Linked DNA regions of Homo sapiens: regions 2, 3 and 4 are each linked to region 1. A link is a contact called in ENCODE Hi-C or POLR2A ChIA-PET data. All regions are on one chromosome and are shown on one strand. The core of a region is the stretch at or near the end of the contact, and the rest is flanking DNA. Distances in the headings are between cores, read along the strand shown. Region 1 has its middle 22 kb from the start of BTG2. Region 2 overlaps PPP1R12B (protein phosphatase 1 regulatory subunit 12B). Region 3 holds the start of SNRPE (small nuclear ribonucleoprotein polypeptide E). Region 4 holds the start of KDM5B (lysine demethylase 5B).

Region 1 (3,214 bases), core at 367-2,866:
TGGGGGGCATGTGGTGTTTCAAAAGGCAACCATTCTAGCCTTTTCCTTTGGCAATATAGCAGGAAAGTCCCCGTCTTCTAGAGCAAAGTCAGATGGGTTTCCCAGGTGGAAACAGACTACCTAGGTACAGCTAGCTCTGTGACAACAGGCAAGTTACCTAACTTCTCACTGCCTGTTTTTTCATCCTTAAAATAAGATAAAAGTAGTTCCTAGTCGGTATTGTTGGGAGGATTGATTTTTGTGAGGTGCTCAGAAGGGTACCCAGCTCTTAGAAAGTACACAATAAATGTGATTAAATATTATTATGGCCATTACTAGAACAGGAGGCATTCATCTAGGTTACACAATGGAAACTGAGATAAACAGGACTGGGGAATTGAGTATGAGGCCAAAGGAAAATGTGTGAGGGGTAGAAAATGTGTGAGGGGTAGATCTGCCTCTGCCCTTTCTCCCTTGTGTAACTGAGCTATGGTTGGAAAAGTGAGACCCTATCGTCCAGACCCTTGCTTTGTGGCGGTTTGGGCATTATTGTTACATGGGGAGAAGGTGTGCGATTTACGTCTCCTGCTTCCCGGGGCCCTTTTCATTCTCTCATTAGCACCTCCGGGCCTGCAAGGTCAGCTGGTCCCTTTTGGGGCACACACTGCAATACAGCACTGTCTTCAGTTCATAGTCTGTTCTGCCTCAGAAGTTAGGTGGATGATTTTTGCACCTTCTCACGTTTGCAAGTCCCTCTTCCTCAATATGCTTGGTGGTGAGGGTAAGGGGACAACGGTGATGCCTTTCCACCCGGGACCGTTGCGGCCAAGGCGATCCCACACGGGCTGCCTGGAGTCAGACCTGTCCAGCAAGGAAGCTTCGGGGAGGAGGGAGACAGCGCCGGCTGGGCGTGCAAAGGCAGGCAGGTGACCCTCCCTCCGTCCCGGATATGGGCCCTCGGCCGCTCACCCCCCAGCCACCCACCCACGTCCCTCAATCCCCACGAGCAGCTGACTGGGACCTGAAAGTGCCACCAGACGCCCTCACAAGTCTGCTTTCTTTGCTGGGAAACAGCAGCCGCGCCGCAGCCTCCGCCCGCTCTGGGGAAGCCCCACCTTGGCAACAAGCCGCTGATTGGCTGGCTCGGGGGCGGCGCGGGCCAATCCAAGCCCGCCCTGACGCCGCGGCGTTTGGCCGAGAACTATTAAGAAAAAAAAAAAAAGAAAAAAAGAAAGGTGGGGCCGGGCGCTAGGTGGCTTCCCAACGGAGTTGCTCCCCCGGCGGCTGTGGAGAATGGGGCCTTTCAGAGAAGGGGGAGGCGGGGAAGGGGCGAGGCGGGGCGGCCGTTGGGCTTGGGCCTTTTCGCCACCTGCCGCCGGAGCTCAGGTCCCTAAAACCTCGAAGGCGTCCCCGCTTCTCAGGTCCTCCTCGCAGCTTGAGCGACTGCAGGGCCCCGCCCGGCGCTTCTTGAGCAACTGGAGGTTCGGGGGTGAACCTCTGGCCCTTTCCCGTCCTCCCTCCAGAGTCCCTCAGGCTTTGGGCATTGATTTCCCCAAGTTCGGGCTCAGGCCCTCTTCCTTTTCTTCTCGTGCCTCTGCGTGCTTGCGCCCTCCTATGGGCGCAGTTACTTGAGCTCTGTCTGCCATCGCCAATCCGCCATCCTCTAAAACCAGATTAACCACCCCCTCCATTGTACTGTGGCCACGGGCGCCAGCCTCAGCCTCTAAGACAGCATACAGTTCCCCAGCACGTACATTGTAAACGTCGTTTAATGTATCTCGAGTGACGTTGTTCCCCCGCCCCAGGACACAGAAGCACACACACACCCACAAACTCAAAGAATTCGGCACAGTAGCATTGAGATTTAGACTGAAGAGACAGGTGACCACGATTCGACTCTAGCCTCTGCCACTTTCTGGCTGTGTTACTTTGAGCAGTTACTTAACCTCTCTGAGCCTCAATTTTCTCCTATGAAAAATACTAATGATAATAATGGCACTATCTCCTCTCATTATTGTGACAAAATGCCTGGCACATAATTGCCTAATAAATGGTGATATTATTTTAGGTATTAATAACAAAGGAATGAGCATTTCTTTCTCACATTTTACCTCAGCTCACAATTCTTGGTTTAGGTGCTGGGGATAGCACTAGATCCTAAGGACATTTAAAGTCCTATGAGTAAAGTAATTTAAGACTCAGAATAAAACTTGGTATGGTTTCAAGGCCCTGGGATGGGTCCTGCGTTTGGCTCCTAGATTTTTACTAAGGGAGAATTATCTTGGCAAGACTAGATTTCTCTTTTCTTCAAGGTCTTTTCTTCACATTTCCACCTCTCAAAAATTTTTAGAACAGCAGCAAGCAAGGACTTACAACTCCCTTTTTAATAGGATTTAACTTTCTCCTTTTGTTAGGTAGAACATTCCATAAATGTTCTCTCCATATATGCACATTGACACTTAGATGGGCTTGTTTGTTTTCCCCAAATCCCTTTCCTGAAGTCTTTTCGTGTCACCTGGAGACTCACCCCTTCTGCATTCTCTTGCCTGCCCCAAACATACCACATGCTGATACATCATACATTATCTTCAGTGGACGTGGAGACTGGTTGTTCAGTGCTCACAGACCCCTGGCGGCTGTCCAGTCCTATCACCTGCTGGGCTTGGTTGATGTTTCACATTGTTAAGAACAAAAGCAGTGATGCGTCTGGGGCATTTCAGTGACGCCTGACGGCGAGGTCAGGGAAGAGGGTAAGGAACACACAAAGATGGGATACAGTTCAATGGGGAGCCAGTAAGACTGGGGTTCTGGGGTTCAGTCTTGAGTCTGTGCCTTTAGGGAGACAAGTCAATTAAACGTGCTAGGTCCCAGTTACCCTGTCTTGTAAAGTAGGCTGTATCATACCTGTATCCTTACCGCATAGATGTGTCAGGGAAAGAAATGTCATAGAAGTGAAAGCACTTTATATTTTCTGGGTTAAAAAAAAGGTGTGGCGCCGGGCACGGTGGCTCACGCCCGTAATCCCAGCACTTTGGGGGCCGAGGCGGGCAGATCACGAGGTCAGGAGATCGAGACCATCCTGGCTAACACGGTGAAACCCCGTTTCTACTAAAAATACAAAAAATTGGCTGGGCGTGGCAGCGTGCGCCTGTAGTCCCAGCTACTCGGGAGGCTGAGGCAGGAGAATGGCGTGAACCCAGGAGGCGGATCTTGCAGTCAGCCAAGATCGCGCCAC
Region 2 (3,214 bases), core at 375-2,874, 840 kb before region 1:
CTGTTCTACTCTCTGATTTTATGATATCAACTCCCCCCACCTTTTTTTAGATTGCACATATTAGTGAGATCATGCAGTATTTTTTTTTTCTGTGTCTGGCTTATTTCACTTAACCTGATATCCTCCAGGTTCATCTGTGTTGTTGCAAATGACAAGATTTTATTCTTTTTTTTTAATGGATGGATACTGTTCCATTCTGGATATACACATTTTCTTTACCCATTCTTCCATTTTTGAGGACTCAGTTTCATATTTTTGTTAACGTAAATAGTGCTGCCATAAACACGGTAAGGCAGATAACTCTTCAATATACTAATTTCCTTTCCTTTGGATGTGTACACAGTAGTGGGATTGCTGAATCATATGGTAGTTCTATTTTTACGTTTTAAAGGAACCTCCATACTGTTTTCCACAATGGCTGTACTAGCTTACAGTCCCACCAACTTGTGTAAGTGTTCCCCTTTTCTTCACATCCCTGCCAAAACTGGTTTTCTTTTGTCTTTTTGATAATGGTCATTCTAAGTGGTGTGAAATGGTACCTATTGTGGTTTTGATTTTCATTTCCCTGATGGTTTGTGATGTTGACCATTTTTTCATATACTCATTAGCCATTTGTATGACTTCTTTTGAGAAGTAAATGTCTGTTAAGGTCTTTTGCCCATTTTTAAAATCAGGTTTTTGTTTTTTTGTTTTGTTTGCTGCTAAGTTCCTTATATATTCTGGATATTAACTCCTTGTCAGATGTATAGTTTGCAAATTTTCTTTCCCATCCTTTAGGTTGTCTGTTTACTCTGTTTAATAGTTTCCTTTGCTATGCAAAAGCTTTTTAGTTTGTTGCAATCTCATTTGTCCATTTTTGCTTTTGTTTCCTATGCTTTTGAAGTCTTATTTAAAATATCCTAGCTTAGCCCCATGTCATGAAGCATTTCTCCTATGTTATCTTCTAGGTAGTTCCATAGTTTTGGGTTTCCATGTTAAGTCTCTAATCTACTTTGAATTGATTCTTGTATGTGGTGAGAGGTAGGGATTTACTCTCATTCTTCTGCATGTGGATGTCCCACTTTCCCAGCAGCATTTATTGAAGAAACAGTTTCTCCCCTAATGTGTGTTCTTGGCACCTTTGTCAAAAATCAGTTGGCTTTAGGTGTGTCAATTTATTTCTGGGCTTTCTATTCTGTTCCATTGGTCTACGTGTCTGTTTTTATGCCAGTACCATTCTGTTTTTGTTATTATACATTTGTAGTATATTTTTAAGTTATGTAGTGTGATGCTTCCAGCTTTCCACTCAGAATTGCTTTGGCTATTCATTTTTTTTTTCTGGTTTCCTATGAATTTTAGGATTTTGTTTTATTTCTATGAAGAACACCTTTTTTTTTTTTTTTTTTTGACATGGAGTCTTGCTCTGTCGCCCAGGCCAGAATGCAGTAGGCGCAATCTTGGCTAAGATATTAACAAGAAATTACAAAAGATAGAGAACTGGAAAGATAAACCTATGGAAGAGCTTCTAAGAGAAGCCCAAAAAGTATATGTAAAAAGAGAGAAAGACTGACAGAGGGAACAGAGGAAGTCTGTGCCCAAAATCCCAGTGAGTAGTTTGGTGGGAACGACGGTTACAGAACAGGTGACTCAGGATGACTCAGGTCAGAGCAGGTGATAGAGGCTAGGAGGGGGTTGTTTACTGAAGCTAGAGGCAAGAGGGTGAAGAGAACCAGGAAGTTAAGCTTTAAAATGGAGAATAGAGAATAAGAGAGCTGAATATACTGGCATACTGATTCTTTGAAGAGAAACTTGGAGTTCACTACATTTAACACCTACTGTTATAGTATTGCAGTCTATCTCTCCCTTTACCTCTAATAATATTTGCTTTATATATCTGGGCGCTCTGGTCTTGGATGGATGGATGTATTTATAGTTTTTATATCCTCTTGCTTAATTGTACCCTTTATCAATGTCTGATGACCTTCTTTGTCTTCTTTTACAGTTTTTGACTTAAAGTCTGTTTTATCTGACATGGTTACTCCTGCTCACTTGGTTTCCATTTGCATGGAATATCTTTTTCCCTCCCTTTACTTTTATTCTATGTTTGTCTTTAATGGTTAGGTGAGTCTGTTTTAGGCAGTATATAGTTGGGTCTTGTTTTTAATCCGTTCAGCCACTCTATATCTTTTAATTGGATAATTTAATCCATTTATATTTAAGGCTATTATTGATAAAGAAGGTCTTACTCCTGCTATTTTGTAAATTTTTTTTTCTGGTGGTTTTATAGATCCTTCGTTCCTTTCTTCCTCTTTTATTTACTTCTGTGGTTTGGTGGTTTTCTGTAGTGCTGAGCTTTGTTTCCTTCCTCTTTCTTGTTTGTGCCTCTGCAGTAATTTCTTTCTTTCTTTGTGGCTACCATGGGGCTAACATTAAAAGTCTTATAATAGAATGTTTTAAGCTGATAGCAACTTAACTTTGGTTGCATTAAAATACTCTAGACTTCTCTCTTTTGTTTCTGTAATTTACTTTTTTACCTGTGATTGTATTCCTTAGCTACTAATTGTAAGTGTCACGGGTTTTGACCATTTTGACTTTAAACCTTCGTACTAGAGGACTGAGAGACTTACATAGCACCATTAAATCACTGGGCTAGTCTGAATTTGATTTATGAATTTACCTCTATTGGTGAGTTTTATACTTTTACATCTTTTCATGAAAATAATTATAATCTTTTATTTCCAGTTATACCATTCTCTTAAGTATTTCTTGTAAGGCTAGTCTAGTGGTGATGGGTTTTTCTCAGCTTTTGCTTGTCTGGGAAGGTCTTTATTTTTCCTTCATTGGTGGTTGATAGCTCTGCTGGATATAGTATTCTTGGCTGACAGGTTCATTTTTTTCCCCCAAACACTCTGAATATATCATCTCATTCTCTCCTGGCCTACAGGATTTCTCCTGAGAAATCCAGGGGTACAGGGCTGCTGCTTGACCAACTATCAGGCCAAGCATGGGTACAGCAGGGCCACACAACCCTGCAGTGGTCTGTCTTTGGGGCAGGGCTGCTGCTAGACTGGCTGTCAGGCACAGTGGTGTGTGGCCACAGCAGGGCTGGGTGGTTCTGCAGCGGTCTGAGGGATGGAACCACGGTAGAACTGGTTGTTGGGCTGGATGTGGGTGTGCATAGGTTCAGCTGGCCAGCTAGCTGTGCAGTGCAGGTATGTACCGGTGAGGGGACTGG
Region 3 (3,214 bases), core at 385-2,884, 530 kb after region 1:
AGTCTCGCTCCGTCACCAAGGCTGGAGTGCAGTGGCATGATCTCGGCTCACTGCAACCTCTGCCTCCTGGGTTCAAGTGATTCTCCTGTCTCAGTCTCCCAAGTAGCTGGGATTACAGGCATGTGCTACCATGCATGGCTAATTTTTGTATTTTTAGTAGAGACAAGGTTTCACCATGTTGCCCAGGCTGGTCTCGAACTCCTGACCTCAGTTGATCCACCTGCCTCGGCCTCCCAAAATGCTGGGATTACAGGCGTGAGCCTGGCCGCTTTGTGTAGTTTAAAAATCACTTTCAACTCAACCCCTTTCTGAAGTCGTTATTACTATTATCCCCATTAAACAGAAGCCCTCAGAAAAGCTAATTTTGATTCTGCCATTTGCCCTAATCCGTGTTCCCTTAGGCAAGTCCTTTCAAAAGTCTAAACTTCAGTTTCCTCCTCTATAACATGTGTATGCCAATTAAGTGAAATCTCTGCCAGGCCACAAGCCATGACACAATGGAAAGGTAGGTGGACTTTGGGGTCAGGCACACCTACAAATTCCAGCTGCTCCACTTAGTAGCTGTGTTATCCAGGGAAGGACATGTTCTGACACTGGCTGACGCCTAACTGTGTGCACACATAGACAATTATTTCATTGAATCTTTAAGCCCCTGAGTAAAGTTAATCTTTACTATAATCTCCGTTTTGGAAACTAAGCCAAGACATGGCGAGGCTGAGTAATTTATCCTTGGTCACCAACTCTAAAAGAGCTGGATTTGCGCCCAGCATGTGGATTTCAGCGTCTTCCTGGTAAATCGCCACCCTCAGTTGCCACCTGAACAGTAACTCTCCACGAAATGGATGAGAATTGAATCCGTAACTGGAGGGAACCAGGCGTCTGGCTTTGGAATGCAGACCGCCTCTGGCCGACTGCCAGAGGTGGGAGGCCTGAAGTTTGGGCTCCTTGCCGCCCTACCCTTTCCACCACAACGCTGCTATCAAGCCTAAACTCCAGCAAAATAGGCTTTAGGAAAGGCACGAAATTAACTCATTTTACACATAGAGATACACACTGGGACGATTTTGGCTTTTCAAGCTAACTCAGAAAATGGAGATACAGGCCGGGCGCGGTGGCTTACGCCTGTAATCCCAGCACTTTGGGAGGCCGAGGCGGGCGGATCATGAGGTCAGGAGATCGAGACCATCCTGGCCAACATGGTGAAACCCCGTCTCTACTAAAAACACAAAAAATTAGTCGGACGTGGTGGCAGGCGCCTGTAGTCCCAGCTACTCGGGAGGCTGAGGCAGGAGAATCGCTTGAACCCTGGAGGCTGAGGTTGCAGTGAGCTGAAATCGCGCCACTGCACTCCAGCCTGGGCGACAGAGCGAGACTTCGCCTCAAAAAAAAAAAAAGAAAAGAAATTGGAGACAGGACGGCACTCCTCCTACCACGGCCACTATACAACCGAAGGCACCTCCTCCCGCCTCCCTCCAGGTGGCGCTGTAGGACCGGCCCACCTTCCACAGCGCAGACGCCTCAGTTTGGCCTCCCTCGGAGGCCATGCAGCGAAGAAACGTGACTTCATGGCTAGAGGGGCATTTCCCAGGAGCCGCCCATGCCGCCGCGTGACCTTCACACTTCCGCTTCCGGTTCTTTATTCCGGAAGTTGCTCTCAGAGGCAGCGTGCGGGTGTGCTCTTTGTGAAATTCCACCATGGCGTACCGTGGCCAGGGTCAGAAAGTGCAGAAGGTTATGGTGCAGCCCATCGTATCCTACGCAGGATGTCAGGACTAGGAGGTTCGGGTCAGAATACGGGGTGCGAAGGCGCAGGCTGAGGGCAGGCCTGGGATAGTGGAGTACGGATCCACATCCCATGAGCCCCCGGGGCTACCAAGACTGGAAGAAAGCGCGGGTAGTTGAACCGTGATGGTGGGGAGGTGGTCTTGGGGGGACCCCTGCCGTGGGGAATGCAGGAATGGACGCGGCAAAAGGAGGGAAGAGAACTTCAGGTGCGGAGTGAAAACGGGAGTTAACGGTTTTGGGAAACTCCAGGGGGATGAAAGTGGAATGGATGTTCTTTAGTCTTTAGAAGACCCGTAACGAATGCCCAGCTGGGCACTTGTTGTTTGCGTAAGCACCAGACCTCGCGTTTAGTAAACAAAGGTGAGACGGGAATAGCGTCGTCCGGTTGTTTCAGGAAGCAGAGTCTATGCTGCTTTTGTATTTTTTCCTTAGCCACTGTGGTGCAGAACCTCATCTTCAGATACTTACAAAATGTACGTAAGTTGCTTGTTTCGTAACTACTTTTTAAATAAGAGGTGAACTGATTTAGTTTTTTGTGTTAACCTGAGCGATCGCTGTGTTCTAGAATTTAAAAATAGATGTAACTGGAGATTGGAGGGTAATTGAGGGGAAGGAGTACTTAGAAAGCACTAATGTGATGAAGTGGTGTGTATCCATGCCACTTCCCAACATGCAAAGAATTGTATCCATTACTTTGCAAGATCAAAAATACTTTTTAATTCCAAAAAGTATTATTAGCAGACTTGACCATGGTATTTGGGCATCAGTAGTTTTGTTAGTAGTGATTATGGCTAGAACATTGGAACCTCTCCCCTTTAGGATGAAACATTGGAAGAAAAACCCAGCCAACTTAAACCATGTCAAGAGGTGGTGTGTTTAATACCTGTGGGAAAACTTAAAGACGAAAAAAGGAAGAGAGAAGGGGTAGCTTCAGAGGAGTTTAGTGGCAGCTGCTTTCCTTTGAGGGAAATTTTAGCAACTTAAATTTTATAGTGTGATAACACAACTGAAAAACATTAATTTCAGGTGATAATAATTCTTAACCACCTGAATTGAGGGCTCCTGTCCTAGTTGTTAGGTGTGTGACATGAGAAGGCTTTGTTTTGGAACTGGATTTTGCTGCAGGAGATAAGCCCTTGGTCATTAGAAATTACTGCTTTGTGCTATGCTGTCAAAAACTTTCACTCTTAATAGATTGAGACCAGAAGCAGTAAGAAATATTGAGTCCCAAAATCACAGGAAAATTATTAGCTTATACAGTTCCAATATAGAACTTATTAAATGAAAATTCTTTTTGAGGTTATTATTATTGGTGAATAATTCTTAGATATGGGCTAATTAGTTAAAACTTTTGACTTACATTCATTACAATTTTTTTAGGAGCCATATTTCTCTTGTCGTTTGACCAAAATGGTTAGGTTTTGTATAC
Region 4 (3,214 bases), core at 1-2,500, 520 kb before region 1:
GAAATCTTCGGAGGTCTCTCCGTCTGACGTTCCCCTACAAACACGGCCTCGCCCGGACCCCATCCCCACCAGCACAGCCCAGGCCTCCCCGGGGAGCCGAGCGGCTGAGCCAGAAGAAGCCGGGAGTGTGCGCGTTCGGGAGCGCGGGCGGGCATCGGGGCCCACCGCCGCCCGTCCTGCCCCCGCCGCCCCAAAAGTGTCCCCCAGACACTAACGCCCCCCACAAACATCCGCTCCGGGGCTGGACCCGCGGCTCCTCCCCGCCCCCAGCCAGCGCTGGCCGCCCCCTTCTTGACCCCGGCCCGGGGGACACCTGGAGGCCCGGGGACCAGGCGGTGGAGGGGTGCCCTGGTCTGGAGGGTGGGGCGCCCAGGTGAGGGCCGCTCCGGGCCGACGCCGCCACCACACAAAGGACCAGGGGCTCCCGCCGCCATATTGAAAACTTTCCTCCTCGCACGACAACTCGCAAGTCCCCCACCCCCACCCCACCCCATCACACACCCCCGCACCCCGGGAGCGGAGGCGAGGACCAGCCTGCCGAGCCTCGCCGGGCCCACAGTCCTCCCTCCAGCCCGCGCCTCCGCCAGGCTCCGTGAGGAAACTCCCCCGCGACCACCCCCGGCTCCTGCCATCACTCCATCCGGAACCGAACCCGAACCTCCGCACCCGGCCGCCCGAGCCCCGCGGCGACCCGGCCCTCCCATGGCACCGCCGAAGCCCCCGGTTCTCCCACGCTCCTCATCTCCCACCCTGGAGAAGCCCCCGTCTTCCTCCCCCGGCCTCAACTCCGACCTTCTAGGCAGCCCCAAACTTGACGAGGCCGGCGGGGCGACCGGCTCCCCGCCCCCCGCGCCTCGGGCCTCCCCGGACCCGCGCGTCCCCGCTCCCTCCCCCAGCCACGAGCTGGATCCGGGGTGCTGGCGTGACTCACCGGCGGCGGCCGCACCTTACAGATGCCAGTCTGCTCGGCTATGGGCCGGATCTTGTGGATGAAAGCGAAGGGGTCCGCGAACTCTTCCCAGCTGGGTTCGAAGACCGGGCACTCGGGTGGAGGCAGGAACTCGCCCAGCGGGCCCGGGCCCCCGAGGGGCAGCGCCGGGCGCGGGCCTGGGTGCAGTGTGGTGGCCGCCTCCATCACCGCAGGCTGGGCAAGGGCGAGGCGAAGGTGGGCTCCGGGACCGAGGCTGCGAGCTCCGCTCGGTCCGAGACCCGTGCAGACGCGGCTCGAGCAACAGCAAGTCCGAGTTGTACGGGCAACGGCAGCACCTTGGGCTTTTTCAGCCTCCGACGACGACGTCTCGCCGCAAGCCCACGCCGTGCGCCTCCGCCGCCACGGCGAGGAAAAAGAGTCCCACCCCACCCCCATCGACCCACCCTCCGCGCGCGGCTCCCCGCCCCGCCCCCGAATCGGGCGGGGCCGCGCCTTCCGCTGTGGATGGAGTTTATCCTTAGGGTTTCAGTTGAGCCAACTTTTATTGACCATTTACTATGTATCAGAGTTCCTGCCCTGAAGAAGTTAAGTCTGGTAGAAAGGATCAGTCCCATAAGCCAATCATTCAATCACGTCAGTACACAATGGTAGGTGCAGTAAAACCCAGGAGGGGGTTTTGGAAAGAGTATTGGAAACGGAGAAGGATTTTCCAGTAGAGATAACAGCTTGAACATACACATAGCATGTTCATGAGAAGGCAATAGTAGTAATAATAATAATAACGTAACATTTTGGGGCACTTTCATATCCTAGGCACTGTTCTAATTGCATCGCATGATTAATCACACAACCCTATGAGATAGGTACTCTTATTTCCACTTTACAATAAGGAAAGTGAGGCATAGGTAGGTTAAGCAATTTGCCATAATTCACATGGCTAATAAGTGATGGAGACTATTGGGAGGTGGAGATGTTGCAGGGAAAATAATCATCCACAAACAGTCTATGACGAGGTCAGACTTGAGAGGGGCGAAAGACTTGAAATAATCCAGACAAGGAATGATAGGATCTAAATTAAGGCAGTGGTGCTGATAATTATGAGGAAGGGATGCAAAGGTAGGAAATAAAATTAGGACATAGTGACAGATTGAGGGGGGACGACGAGGTATTAAGATTCAGATGTCTGGCGTACCTGCCTGAGTAGATGCTAGCCCGTTGGCATTGCTGGAACATTCACCCCAATTATATACAGAAGGCGAGTTACTCAAGGGAAGAAGATACTGTGTTCATTTCTGGACATTTTGAATTTGAGGTGTCTCTGGTACATACAGGTAGAAATACACAACGGGGTATCCTTCAACAGACTGAAGGGTATAAATCTGAAGGGGCGAGATCAGAATTGGAGATATAAATCTGGGAGTTATGTGCTTATGGGTGATAGCCGCTATTTAATGCTACTGTGTGTAAAGCACTGCTCTAAACGCTCTGCATGTATTAGCTCACTGAGTCTTCACAACCACCATATTGAGTAGGTACGATATTATCCTCATTTTGCAGAGCAGGCAACGGAGGCAAAGAGGTTAACGAACTTTAAGAGATACGAACACTTTTGAGGCGCCTTTTTTCTTTTGGCGGGAGACGGGGGACGGGGGTGGGGGGGTAGTGTCCAGCAGCCTCAGAAAAAAGGAGGAAGCTCAAAAAGTAGAACGTCAACATTGAAATGACCTCTTTCATCCAGAAAGCTGCCAAACGTATGCAAGGAATGTTTGTCAAGATCTTAGTTCGCTTTCAGATTCACCTAGTGGAAGGAAATCTCTTATGCTTAAGAAGTCTTCAATTAAAAGGGGGGATGGGCGTGGGGGGAGAAGAAAACCGCCTTCCCTTCAACAAATTTTTCCCAGAGGTACCGGGCCCAGGAAAGAGTTCACAGTGGTCCTGGGAGAACGTATTCCTTTTCTTAGCTCTCCAGGGCTTTGGGACCTGGAGTCTTTTCCTGCTCCCTACTGCAATGGAGAGTCAAGCCCAGGGGACAGCTAATACACTATTAAAAGAATTATCAGTGCAAGATAGATATGCGATGTGGCAAGTTATAATAGAATCTAGGTAGTGGGTATAGAGGAATTTGATGCAAATTTCTTTTAACTTTACTGAATATTTAATAATACTAAATAAAAGTTGGGTAGAAGAATTATCGTCGATGGCTCTTTGGTGCGCATTCTGGGCCTCCGAGGGTCTTGATGAAGCTCATGTAGTGTCATGTGCTCTCTCGGGAGAGCGTTGACT

Evidence for each region. Hi-C counts contacts between places; a loop is a spot of excess contacts on that map. ChIA-PET counts read pairs that join two places held with the same protein, here RNA polymerase II (POLR2A). Pooled maps may share reads with other maps.
Region 2: a map with no recorded cell type shows a loop between it and region 1 (4-fold over the local background). The contact joins two enhancer-like sites. A Hi-C loop is called at or near these places in 2 of 37 single-sample maps with no recorded cell type and 2 of 50 pooled maps.
Region 3: a loop to region 1 is called in a map of naive thymus-derived CD4-positive, alpha-beta T cell, with 2.9 times the contacts of the local background. The contact joins the promoter of SNRPE here to the enhancer-like site in region 1. A Hi-C loop is called at or near these places in 1 of 168 maps with a recorded cell type or tissue (naive thymus-derived CD4-positive, alpha-beta T cell), 2 of 37 single-sample maps with no recorded cell type and 9 of 50 pooled maps. POLR2A ChIA-PET finds 5 or more read pairs at or near these places in 1 of 52 experiments (A549).
Region 4: a map of naive thymus-derived CD4-positive, alpha-beta T cell shows a loop between it and region 1 (5-fold over the local background). The contact joins the promoter of KDM5B here to the enhancer-like site in region 1. A Hi-C loop is called at or near these places in 1 of 168 maps with a recorded cell type or tissue (naive thymus-derived CD4-positive, alpha-beta T cell), 3 of 37 single-sample maps with no recorded cell type and 13 of 50 pooled maps. POLR2A ChIA-PET finds 5 or more read pairs at or near these places in 1 of 52 experiments (activated naive CD4-positive, alpha-beta T cell).

What each region holds. Positions count from the first base shown.
Region 1 is chr1:203,326,360-203,329,573 of GRCh38, forward strand. No RefSeq gene overlaps it. Among named protein-coding and RNA genes, the nearest start is that of BTG2, 22 kb to the left of the region's middle. RefSeq lists enhancers at 1,178-1,277, 1,478-1,667, 2,327-2,963. Within about 2 kb of position 1,617, at least 39 of the 41 ENCODE cell types and tissues checked have a DNase peak (open chromatin) inside an H3K27ac peak, as active enhancers do.
Region 2 is chr1:202,481,912-202,485,125 of GRCh38, forward strand. All of the region lies in intron 13 of PPP1R12B (protein phosphatase 1 regulatory subunit 12B), which reads left to right. Among named protein-coding and RNA genes, the nearest start is that of PPP1R12B, 130 kb to the left of the region's middle. Within about 2 kb of position 1,625, at least 7 of the 41 ENCODE cell types and tissues checked have a DNase peak (open chromatin) inside an H3K27ac peak, as active enhancers do.
Region 3 is chr1:203,859,965-203,863,178 of GRCh38, forward strand. SNRPE (small nuclear ribonucleoprotein polypeptide E) reads left to right here and starts at 1,635. Exons shown (of 5, transcript NM_003094.4): 1 at 1,635-1,749; 2 at 2,232-2,258. The coding sequence starts at 1,696. RefSeq lists enhancers at 1,417-1,711, 1,520-1,779, 2,165-2,740.
Region 4 is chr1:202,807,171-202,810,384 of GRCh38, forward strand. It overlaps KDM5B (lysine demethylase 5B), which reads right to left and starts at 1,251. Exons shown (of 27, transcript NM_006618.5): 1 at 932-1,251. The coding sequence starts at 1,135. LOC124904583 reads right to left here. Exons shown (of 3, transcript XM_047439549.1): 3 at 3,068-3,214. RefSeq lists silencers at 136-205, 306-425, 826-1,025, 1,056-1,265.